Linked DNA regions of Homo sapiens: region 2 is linked to region 1. Evidence: chromatin contacts called from ENCODE Hi-C or POLR2A ChIA-PET data. All regions are on one chromosome and are shown on one strand. Each heading gives the region's core, a stretch centred on a gene start or an enhancer-like site at or near the end of the contact. The rest is flanking DNA. Distances are from core to core; before and after follow the strand shown. Region 1 has its middle 18 kb from the start of IL33. Region 2 overlaps GLDC (glycine decarboxylase).

Region 1 (6,028 bases), core at 2,021-4,520:
AAGTTGGGTTGGAGATGAAATCACAGGGGGTCAAAGTGGGTTCTTCTTGCTGTCTTTGGTTTTTGGACAGGATTGCAGAACTGGTTTAGCCAGATTACTGGCCTGGATGGTGCTAGCTGGTGCATCAGAATTTTAGGGTCTGAAAAACATTTCAAGCACTAATCTTGGGTTTTACAATAGCGATGTTATCCCTAGGAGCGACTGGGGAGGTTTGGAATCATGTGGCCCCTGGCTGAGTGACTCCTAAACCAAAATTTCTAATCTTGTTGCCAATTTGTTCGTCTTACAAAGGCAATCTGGTCCCCAGGCAAGAAGGACATTCATTTCTGGAAAGGGCTGTTATCATCTTTGTTTCAAAGTTAAACTACAAACTGAAGTCCTCCCAAAAGTTAGTTTGGCCTTTGCCCAGGAATGAACAAGGGCAGTTTGGAGGTTGGAAATAAGATGGAGTCAGTTAGGTGAGATCTCTTTCACATCATAATTTTCTCACTGTTACAATTTTTGCAAAGGCAGTTTCAATACCACAGTTAGATCAACAAATATTTTGAAAATGGGAAAAAGGGCCTTTTCAAATTAATTTTTTAAAGAGATAACCCCAGAAGGTCTTGTATGGGGTGGAAAAGCAATAGGAAAATTATATAATATGATGATTCTGTGAAACTAGTGGGTCAGAAATAAGTGTTTACAGGCCAGGGCCTGGTGGCACCAGAATGAGCTCTTGGAAGTAGCTGGCTTTGTGTGTTGGGTCCATATGCTGGTGCACCCATGTGGCTGCATACCTGATCTGGGTGGGTGCCGAGGCATTGTCACCCCTGAGCATTGCCTAGGCATTTCTCGTGGCCCGCTAGAGACCAGTCCCACTCCCTTGTCCCCTCCTTCCCCTGCACTCTCTAAGAAGTTCATCTGCTCCTTCCAGGACTGTATGTAGCACCAATTACAATAAGGTCCAGATGCTTGAAGAGCACCTATGCAAGCACACGAGGAAGAGACCATTCATTTGTGACTATGAAGGGTGTGGCAAGATTTTCCTCAGGGTCTACCACCTGAGTCACAACATCCTGATTCATATGGGAGAAAAGCTGTTTATGCACTAGTGGCTGTGACAGAAAATTCAACACAAAATCAAACTTGAAGAAATATTTTGAACACAAAGATGAGATTCAGCAAACAACATATATGCAATTTTGAAGGCTGTAAAAAGATCTTTAAGGATCAGTAGCTGAAAATCCATCAGTGCCAGCATACCAATGAACCCAGAAAGGATGTGGGAAATACTGCCTGACCCAGCAGGCTGAAACGACACACGGAGGTTCAGGAGGGCTAGATGTCAAAAGAGATGTTCCTTTGTGGCAAAAACATGGGTTGAACTTCTGAAATATGTGAGGAAAAAAAACCCATATAGAGGAAATAACATGTGAATATGGCAGAAAATTTTTAAACACAAAGATTATCTTAAGCAATATATGAAAACTCTTGCTCCAGAGAGAAATATTTGCCAATGTTCAAGAGAAGGCTGTGGTAGAACCCACATGACTGTATTTAATCTACAGAGCTGTATCCTCTCTTTTCATGAGGAAAGGCACCTATTTGTGTGTGACCATCCTGGCTGTGGCAAAAGGTCTGCAATGAAAGTCTCACATAGACATACCATTGCAACAAGAAGAAAATTAAACTCAGAGTAAAACCAACTCATGAAAAACGGAGTTCGGTGGGGTGTAATGGCTCATGCCACTTTGGAAGGCTGAGGCAGGCAGATCATTGAGGTTAAGAGTTTGAGACCAGCCTGGGCAATATGGCAAAACCCCGTCTCTACTAAAAATAGAAAAATTAGCTGGGCATGGTGGCGTGCGCCTGTAGTCCCAGCTACTCGGGAGGCTGAGGCAGGAGAATTGCTTGAATCCGGGAGGCAGAGGTTGCAGTGATTCCAGTCACGCCATTGCACTCCAGCCTGGGTGATGAAGCAAGACTCCATCTCAAAAAAAATAAAATAAAAAGAAAAGTACAAAGGGAGTTTGGCCTCTGGTCTCAGTGGATATACCCCTTCTGAAAGGAAACAAAAATAAGGTTTACCTTTGTCTAAAAATAGAAAGACACTGAACTGTACTAGAGACGTGGTGCAATAACTTAAACCTCAACTAAATATCACATTACTTTGTTTAAAGGACTACAAACCAGTGAGCTTTCTTTCTTTCAGAGGCGTATTTTTTAATTAAAATCACTGATGCAGAACAACAATGTGTTTTCCATGTGCACTTGGTCAACACCTATATCTTTACTGTGTCTCCTATGAGCAGGTACTGGACACGGAGGATGTAAAAAAAAAAAAGAAATAAAAATGAGGCACCATCAGGGATTTCCTCCAGGAGGCAGTGTCACTCTAGAAAGACATGAGTGACCCAGGGATTATGTCGCCAGCTTCAATTCAGTCTAGATTCCTGGCCCTCAGAGAGACATGACTGCTGAGGGCAGTAGCCTAAAAAAGGAAACCCCTGGCCTTTTGGCTGGATGCCTCTGTGCACCCCTCCAGGCCCACTCTCCACCTCCCACAACCCTGCTTTATGACCACAGAGGCTGACTTTCTAGGCTGCTCCACTGGGCAAACTTTCTCTCAGTCAAGGTGGTGGGATTTAGTGAGCTTTCACTAAGTGATGCTTCATGGCCAACAACCTCAGATTATTACGATAAATATCACTTCCTATTTCACGTTACATAAGGGCTCGGGGTAGGTGGTACATCTGTGGCTGTGTGGCTCAGCTGCAGGTGTGGTGACACCACAGGTCTGTTGCATATGTCTGTCTTCTCATCCAGGGACCCCTACTGAAGGATCAATCATTCTTGGGGCATACACTGAGGTTAGAGCTTTTCTTTCCTGAGCTTCCTCCTTACCAGGATTTTGTGGTTGGCAGATTCCCTGTACTGAATCCTTAGCTGCTGCCTAACAACCCCTTCCTAGAGCTGTGTTCTCTGGGCCCAGTCTCTGCTCCTTCTTGACTCTTGGCTACAGAAAGTAGCACCATCCTTGAAAGAAATGCAACCCTGCCAGTACCGTGATCTTTGTCTGGTGAGCCTGGTGTTGGACTTCTCTGACCTGTAAGATTATACATTTGTATTAGTTTGAGCCACTAGGTTTGTGGTTATTTATTATGGAAGCAATAGAAAAGTAATAAAATCTCTCTCCTGTTTTCAGGTAGTAAAGGAAATCTTGAGCCTTGAAAAGCACACTCCTGGGATGATGAAAAGAATGCAACCACTGAGTGTGCCAAGTAGCTTAGCATCCGCTTAGCTCTTCCCGAGATTGTAAACCACTCTTCCTGATCTGAACCACTCTTCCTGAGATTGTAAACATTGCTCAAGGCTATTTACCTTAGAAATAAGGAAATTTGCAGACTCTATAAAACATCCCTTACAGTTGGTAAAACTTACTGCTGAATCAGTTAAACAATAAGGCCTTGCGTGAAAGGAAAAATAACGTGAGTTGGGGCAGCCCAAGTGGGAAATGCCTCTGCATAGGGGAGTGGCATGAGAAAACGACACTAGTGGAAAGGAGTAGGGGGTGTTCCATGGCGGGGATGAAGTTGCCCAAAGTAACCACCCTAACAATAGATGATCTGGAAGAAAGGACCATAGACTGGTACAGAAGCTGTATCCAAAGTCAGACTACAAATCCTCGACTTATCTTCTCCCACCTCATTTCTCACCACGCTCAGTCCAGCAATACTCCAAGGAAGAACACTTCTTTGGTGTAGCTCCCACATATCTTCTCTCCTGGCTTGTGATATGCACCTGTCATAACTTCCTGGGAGGGGAAGACTGAAGGCTGTTTCTCTTAGAACATGCTGTTTCTCTTAGAACATGCTGTTTCTCTTAGAATTTTCTCAGGTATGAACCAATGCAGGACATTCCTATAGATTGGTGGTTTTCAAATCTCTTCTGCAGAATCCTAGAATCTCGAGGCCTCCCGCAACTGGGATAGTTTAAGCAATAGTGATCTTATTCCCCTTACTTCTCCTTTGACTACAGGAGCTCTGCATCTATATGTTGACATGTATGAATTCTGTGTTGAGATTTTATTTGATGTAAGTTTGTGCTTTTAAGAAAAATCTGAAAACTACTGAGCAAAATCAAGTGTAGTAGTGCATGGAGAGAATATTTTCTGTCCCAGACTTGCCTGAGAGCTCACTGTAGAAAAGATTGGGCATTTGATGCCAAGTATAGTAGTCCCCCTTATCCATGGGGGTTACATTCCAAGACCCCCAGTGGATGCCTGAAACCATGGATAGTACCAAACCCTCTATATTATACTGTTTCCCCCCATACATACATACCTTTGATAAAGTTTAGTTTATAAATTAGGCACAGTAAGAGATTAATAATAACTAATAAAATAGAATAGTTATAACAAAATACTGTAATCAAATTTATATGAATGTGGTCTCTCTCTCATTCTCAAAATACTGTAATATTTTCAGACCACTGTTAACTGCAGAAAGTGAAACTGCAAATAAGCAGGGAGTACTGTACCTGCTATTTCTCAATTAGTGCAGCTTATGGATTACTTTTCTAGGCACCAGGGATGGAAACAGAGAGGGAACTTGGCCTCTGTGATTTCCACAAAACAAACAAAAACGAGGCTTATTGGTGTATAGCAGACTAGACAGTTCTAAATCCTGGCACCATTCAATTGACAGGCAGCACTTTCCTTTCTAGCTACATCTCTTATCAAAGAAAGAATGAACTAGCAAACAGGTTGAGAGTAAAATCAAACATTGGCTTGATGATCTCCCAGGAAGGGCAGTTGTCTGCTGCCCAGCACTTCTCTTCACCCATAAATCCACAATACAGCGCGTTGGGATCTGTCCAGTGATCACTGAACAAGGGGCATGAGGAGCACAGGTAGACTACATTTTCCAGAGATTTTCATGTTTATATACTGGATGCTAATGAGCAAACCTCTAATGGAGGACCCACTGATTATTTTTCTAAAGGGTTAAATACGTGTTCTAAAAAAAAAAGTGTTAAGTAAAATTTTTCAGAATTGGCTGTGGAGCACGTAACTCACTCTTCATACCATGTGGGGATGGTAGGCATTCTAGAATGTCTTCCTTCTATCCCTCAGCTCCTCTCTCTCTCCCCCTTCTTCTCAATCCCATCATCTTCCCCTCACAGAACTCTCACTATGTATCACTTCCTGGTGTCCCTGTTCCCTTCCTCAAGACATACCATCCTTACCTCTCCACAATACAATGTAGATTTCAGCCCTAAGTCATCCAGAATCTTGCAACCTGTCGTCACCTGAGACTTCGTATGCCTGTCACTAGGGGATCTGCTCTGGCTTCCGCTCAGTGTCCTCCACGAGGAAACTCTGGTCCCTTTCAAAGGGGGAGGAAGGAAATGGTGGTGCTTCGATTTCAGCTCAGTCTCTTTCCACGAAAGTTTCTTCACAAGAAGGCAAACACAACTTATTAATGAAAGAATGTCTCTTTTCTTCCTACTAGCTGGTCTGGTCTATGTGAAGAACATAGATCTTTATCATCTCGATTGTGACCTGACTTCTTATGAAATAATCACCCTGGTGTAATGGTCCTAAAATACTAGACTTCTTTCCTGACCTGGATTTTTCAAATTAATGGTGTTTTATCATAATCTTTTTATTGTAAGGACTAGCTTAATTGCCTTGTGACCAGAGAACATGGTTTGTTTGAAACAGCAACCCTCATATATTCTGTTGGGAGTGTAAAATGGTGCAGCCACTACATAAAACAGTTTGGCGGTTCCTCAAAAAGTTACACATGGTATTACCATATGGCCCAGCAATTCCATCCCAAAGTATATACTCGAAGAATTGAAATCAGGTATTTAAATGAAAACTTGTACCTAAATGTTTACAGTAATGCCATTCACAATAGCCAGATGGTGGAATCAATTAAAATGTTCACCAACTTATGAATAAATAAATAGAATGTGGTATATTGACATAACAGAATATTGTTGAGACATAAAAAGGAATAAGGTACTGATACTTGCTACA
Region 2 (6,028 bases), core at 1,599-4,098, 330 kb after region 1:
TGAGTTGGAGTCTCACTCTCTCATCCAGGCTGGAGTATAGTGGTGTGATCTCGGCTCACTGCAACCTCTGCCTCCCAGGTTCAAGCAATTCTCCTGCCTCAGCCTCCCAAGTAGCTGGGATTACAGGTGCCCATCACCACACCCAGCTAATTTTTGTATTTTTAGTAGAGATAGGATTTCACCATGTTGGCCAGGCTGGTCTGAAACTCCTGGCCTCAGGTGATCCGCCCACCTCAGCCTCCCAAAGTGCTGGGATTACAGGTGTGAGCCACCACACCTGGCCTTCTGAACACAATTTTCAACCTCTCAGACATTTTAATCCCTGGGATGTTCACTCCCTTCCCTATATCTTGTCTCAGATCTGGGCTCCCATGTGGTCCACTCAGTTCAGCAATCTTGCTGCCTAGTTGGTTGGGGAAGAGTGGAGGGTCAGGGAGAGACTTCTTTGACTCAGTGCTGGCAGGAGCAAGGAGCCAAGCAGATCAGAGCTCAAGGCCAAAGCGCCAGTCTGGGACTAACTGTAGGATCCCTGGCCAAAGCCAGGGAAAAGGGGGCTTTCTCTTAAAATGGTAAGACTTGCATAAAAGATGCAAGGTTAACTAAGACCAGCCTTATCCCTTAAAGGCCTAGAGTTATGGAAAGTTCCCTGAAATGTGAACAATGCAAGTTGAGAGGCAACCCTTTATCTGGATAAGGGGCATCAGGTTTCCAATGACAAAACTAGTGCCCCTCATTTAGAAAAAGGATTTAGGTGCCACTGCGGGGTGCATGAATCCATCTGAGACAAACAATTTAGAAGCTGAATCGTGAGCCCTTTTAGTGATTTGCAGGGCTCGCGACAGAACTGTTGGTCAGACGTTGGCCAGGGTTTGGGCTGTTTCCTGGAGCACGTAGGTCTCATGGGTTTTCAGATGGGGCCAGGGCTCTTGCTCTTTATCACACCAGGCTACCAGGTGAGGATTGCTCTCAGTGGCCTGTGGTGGGTCCCAGGTGGAAGTGGCTAGGGCCCAGGGCTGTGAGGATGCAGAGGGGATACCCAGTTCATAGGATGGGTGCGCATGATGGCCTCAGGCTCCCAGTCTTAAAACTGCTCCTCTCCACTCCCGCTGCTTCACTTGACTAAAAAAAACCACCTCTGCTCAAACATGCACAACATTGTGAATGTACTTAACTCATACATTGTTCCTGAGAATGGTTAAAGTGCTACATTTTGTATTATGTATATTTTTCCATGATATATATTATGTATATTTTGTATATTATGTATATTTTGTATATTATGTATATTATGTATATTTTCCATGATATATATTATGTATATGTATATATTATGTATATATGATATATATTATGTATATATACATATATTATGTATATATATACACAAATATATATTATGTATATTTTTCCATGATAAACAGAAAAATTTTAGGGGACACACTCTACACAAAGCCATTTCAGAGGCCCCATCTTCAAGCTCTGGCATTTTGTACATATCTTTAACAGAACTGCTCACAGCAGACATTGGAAATATGGGTTTCCATGGCAATGCGCCTCTTTGAGATCATTCAGTTTTTTGTTTTTTTGTTTTTTTTGAGATGGAGTCTGGCTGTGTCGCCAGGCTGGAGTGCATTGGCCGATCTCAGCTCACTGCAGCCTCGGCCTCCCAGGTTCAAGTGATTCTCCTGCCTCAGCCTCCTGAGTAGCTGGGATTACAGGCACGTGCTGCCACACTCAGCTAATTTTTATATTTTTAGTAGAGACAGGGTTTCTCTATGTTGGCCAGGCTGGTCTTGAACTCCTGACCTCAAGTGATCCACCCACCTCAGCCTCTCAAAGTACTGAGATGATAGGGGTGAGCCACTGTGCCCAGCCCACCATATTTCTTTTCTTTTTTCTTTTTTTTTTTTTTTTTGAGACAGAGTCTTGCTCTGTCACCCAGGCTGGAGTGCAGTGGAGTGATCTCGGCTCACTGCAAACTCTGCCTCCCGGGTTCAAGCGATTCTTGTGCCTCAGCCTCCTGAGTAGCTGGGATTACAGGCACACACCACCATGTCCGGCTAGTGTTTTGTATTTTTAGTAGAGACGAGGTTTCACCATGTTGGCCAGGTTGGTCTTGAACTCCTGAGTTCAGGCAATCCACGGGCCTCGGCCTCCCAAAGTGCTGGGATTACAGGCATGAATCACCACACCCGACCCATATTTCTTTTTATTTGTTGAACACATACTACTTGGAAGGCCCCGGCTCAGCACTGAGAATCCAACAATGGGTAAAATACGGTCTCTGCTAGAGAGACCAAAACAAAGAGACAAAAACTGAGTGAACATTAAAAAATTAATTGTGGGCCGGGCGCGGTGGCTCATGCCTGTAATCCCAGCATTTTGGGAGGCCGAGGCGGGCGAATCACGAGGTCAGGAGATCGAGACCATCCTGGCTAACATGGTGAAACCCGCCTTTACTAAAAATACAAAAAATTAGCCAGGCGTGGTGGTGGGCGCCTGTAGTCCCAGCAACTCAGGAGGCTGAGGCAGGAGAATGGTGTGAACCCGGCAGGTGGAGCTTGCAGTGAGCCGAGATCGTGCCACTGCACTCCAGCCTGGGCAAAAGAGCAAGACTCTGTTAAAAAAAAAAAAAAAAAAATTACCAGTTGTGCCCAGGGTACAGGAGGAAACAAACCAAGGGGCAAGATAGAAGATAACAGAGAAAGCCTATTTCATGGGGATATGAAGAAGGTATTTTTGAAATGATGAAATACAGAAAATGGCTAGGATGAAATACAGAGAATGACTAGTAAAGCAAGGTGACTGGGGACAGGGCTTCAAGGGGCAGTGCCTTTCAGGATAAGATCCGGGGCAGGGAAAGACTGGCACAAGTGTTAGGTAACACATGAGCAATTAATAGTGAAGGACAAGTGATTCACTTGACTCTTAATCGCCTATGTTTGGCTCTGCTATGTTCTGGGGGCAAGTAATGGATAATAGCCATGGAAACAACCTTGGCACTCAACTACAAACACTGTGTAAAGTAAGTAGAAAAGAATTGCTGTTTGCTTCCATTATTTACTGTCATACACTTGTCCTTCCTAGGAAGGGGCCGTCCCAGGGCCTGATGGCTAGCTTGCACTAAGCAGGGTTTCCAACTCAGGAAGGGCAGAGTCCCCAGGTCTGCAGTTGCCATGGCAGCAGGGTATCCTGTTTTGGCTGATAGGTACTGGAGCCAGTAAGGCTGGGTCCAAATTCTGCCCCTCCCTCTTACTGGCTGGTAGTGGGACTTTAGGCATCTCTTCATACCCTTCCCCACATGTGTAAGAGTGGAACATTGTGAGGGTCAAATGAGGTAGTATTTCAAACACTTAAAAGAATACCAAGCTGGGCATGGTGACTCACGCCTGTAATCCCAGCACTTTGAGAGGCTGAGGTCAGGAGTTGGAGGCCTGAGGTTAGGAGTTCGAGACCAGCCTGGCCAACATGGCAAAACCCCGTATCTACTAAAAGTACACAAATTAGCTGGGCCTCGTGGTGGGCACCTGTAATCCCAGCTACTCAGGAGACTGAGGCAGGAGAATCACTTGAACCTGGGAGGTAGAGGTTGCAGTGAGCCGAGATTGCACCAATGCACTCCAGCCTGGGTGACAAGAATGAGACTCTGTCTCAAAAAAAAAAAAAAAAAAAAAAAAAATTGCCTGATACCTGAGATGCACTATTTAATAGATATCATTTAATTATTGTGTAAAAAAGGAACCGTGAATCCCATCACTTCTGTACTGCTTTGTTAGGCTAAAGTAAATTGTTGTATAAACTTTTTAAATATAAAAATAAGTGGAATACTTGCAGATAATTCAATAGAGCACCCAGATCACTAGCATTAAAGCCTAGGGATACTAAGTAATGTTGGAGGAAGCAGCCATGCAAGAAACCAAGTAGTCATGATTAGAGCATTTGCTACTTCTAAGGCAAAGTCATTTGTGGCAGGCATGCTAGTTGCCAACCTAAAACCCATTCTCCCCACCTTTTTAAAAATTAACATACTCCTGATTTTGTTTGGGGCAGTCACATGCCCAGGTAACAGACTTCCCCACACTTTCTTGTAGCTGGGAGTGAGATTTGAACCAATTTTGGCCAGCTGCAGCAGTTACTGAGTGGAACATATTCGAAAACATTTCAAAAGAAGCAGATTTGGGTGGAAGCTGCCTTTTGCTCTTCTTTTTTTTTTTTTTTTGAGACAAGGTCTCACTCTGTTGCCCAGGCTGGAGTGCAGTGGTGCAATCTCAGCTCACTGCAACCTCTGCCTCCCAGGTTCAAGCAATTCTCCCACCTCAGCCTCCCAAGTAGCTGGGACTACAGGTATGCACCACCATGCCCGGCTAATTTTTTGTATTTTTAGTAGAGATGGGGTTTCACCATGTTGGCCAGGCTGGTCTCCAACTCCTGACCTCAGGTGATCCTCCCGCCTCAGCCTCCCAAAGTGCTGGGATTACAGGCATGAGCCACCGCGCCTGGCCTTTGCTCTTCCCTTTTAATCCTAACTAGAATGGGTATGTCAGACGCCTGGAAATGCAACAGCCTTCTTGAGACCATGCGGATGAAAATTTTATGCAAAGGAGGGCAGAGCGGGAAAACTGAAGGAGCACCAGTGCTTGGCTTATTACCTCTGGACTTAAATGAGAAAAGATAAATTGCTATTTGATTGACCTTCCATAGCTGGAGTACAGTTACATGCACTCTAACTCAGTTCCAACAAAAAGGGTCAAAGTGGTTTTCACTGTTGACCAAGACAACTGTTTCTTCAGCCAGTCGAAGGCAAAACTGATGATGTAACAATGGCTATTGGGTTGGGTGTTCTCATTGCCCTTCAGCTCCCACTGAATCTAGGTTGTAACGGTGGTAAAACTATAAAGTACACCAAGAGAAAGGCATTCTTCCGATCAAGATGCTTTTATTAGAATACTAATAAATGCAGATTAAAAAAAAAAAAACCTCACACAGAAAAAGAGGAGAACACTCAGAAATGTGATTACAGATTAGGCATATTAGAGGAAAAAGAGTTCTTCAGGGTATACAAAATGTAAACATTTGCCCTGGGATTTCCCACAGATGGCACAGTCCACATGGACTCTTTTGGAACAAAAAAATGTCTATTAAGTCTCCAGGATAGCCTCTATGACATCTGCAAACTTGCCACATTAAAAGTTAAAGTTCCTAAAACTTTCTACGCAAAACACAAAATGGCTCCCAATCCAGGCAACTGGCACATGTGGAAGCAGAATACCAAAGCAAATCCGTCTTCCAACCATCAGCTTCGACTCCCTCCAGCTACTGTATTTACATTTACCTTGACAGAGATTACAGAGATATACACAGTATATAAAACTCCTACTTGAGGCTGGGGTGGGAGATGAAATCTTTCTTGCTTATCAAATGCTCTGGGGAGAGGCATCAAATCAGTCCTTTAAACTTAGGGACAGAGGACTAAGAAGACGCCCTCTTTTGTTCAGAAAATGGAGACTCATAAACTTCCATGGGTGGGCAGGTACAAACCAGGTGCTGATCTCCATATATGTCATCAATCCGGGCAATCGTTGGCCAGAATTTGTTCTCTGGTTTCACGAAGGGCTGCAAAGGACAAAAGATGGAAATGCTGTGAGATGTTCTGGGAGGTTTCTCTTAGGGCAAAGGAGGTGGCAATGCTAGTCCCACAACCTAAGACACCATCAGCCCAGCAAATATTCTGAGAACCTAAAATCCAACCCTACATTACCATTTAAAAAAAAGAGGCATTTCCCAGGAGGCGTGTCCCTGATCACCACCCCTGTTAAGCATCCCTATGTGCTGTTGATATCTGGACCAGTTTATAGCAAAGTTGTGTTTGAAAGACTTCAACTGCTTAAAGAAGACTTTGGAATCTATGTTTATCTGCCCATTATATCCTTAAGTTTGGATATTTAGCTGACCTTCTCTTTTAACATAGGTCTAATTTATTTGCTATGTCATTTTCCATACAATTCAGTTGATTTAAAAGTTAATTTCT

Evidence for each region. Hi-C counts contacts between places; a loop is a spot of excess contacts on that map. ChIA-PET counts read pairs that join two places held with the same protein, here RNA polymerase II (POLR2A). Pooled maps may share reads with other maps.
Region 2: a map with no recorded cell type shows a loop between it and region 1 (1.9-fold over the local background). The contact joins two enhancer-like sites. A Hi-C loop is called at or near these places in 1 of 37 single-sample maps with no recorded cell type and 1 of 50 pooled maps. POLR2A ChIA-PET finds 5 or more read pairs at or near these places in 1 of 52 experiments (activated T-cell).

The regions. Positions count from the first base shown.
Region 1 is chr9:6,195,146-6,201,173 of GRCh38, forward strand. It overlaps the pseudogene GTF3AP1. Among named protein-coding and RNA genes, the nearest start is that of IL33, 18 kb to the right of the region's middle. Within about 2 kb of position 3,271, at least 2 of the 41 ENCODE cell types and tissues checked have a DNase peak (open chromatin) inside an H3K27ac peak, as active enhancers do.
Region 2 is chr9:6,527,548-6,533,575 of GRCh38, forward strand. GLDC (glycine decarboxylase) reads right to left here. Exons shown (of 25, transcript NM_000170.3): 25 at 4,920-5,613. The coding sequence ends at 5,470. Among named protein-coding and RNA genes, the nearest start is that of GLDC, 120 kb to the right of the region's middle. Within about 2 kb of position 2,849, at least 2 of the 41 ENCODE cell types and tissues checked have a DNase peak (open chromatin) inside an H3K27ac peak, as active enhancers do.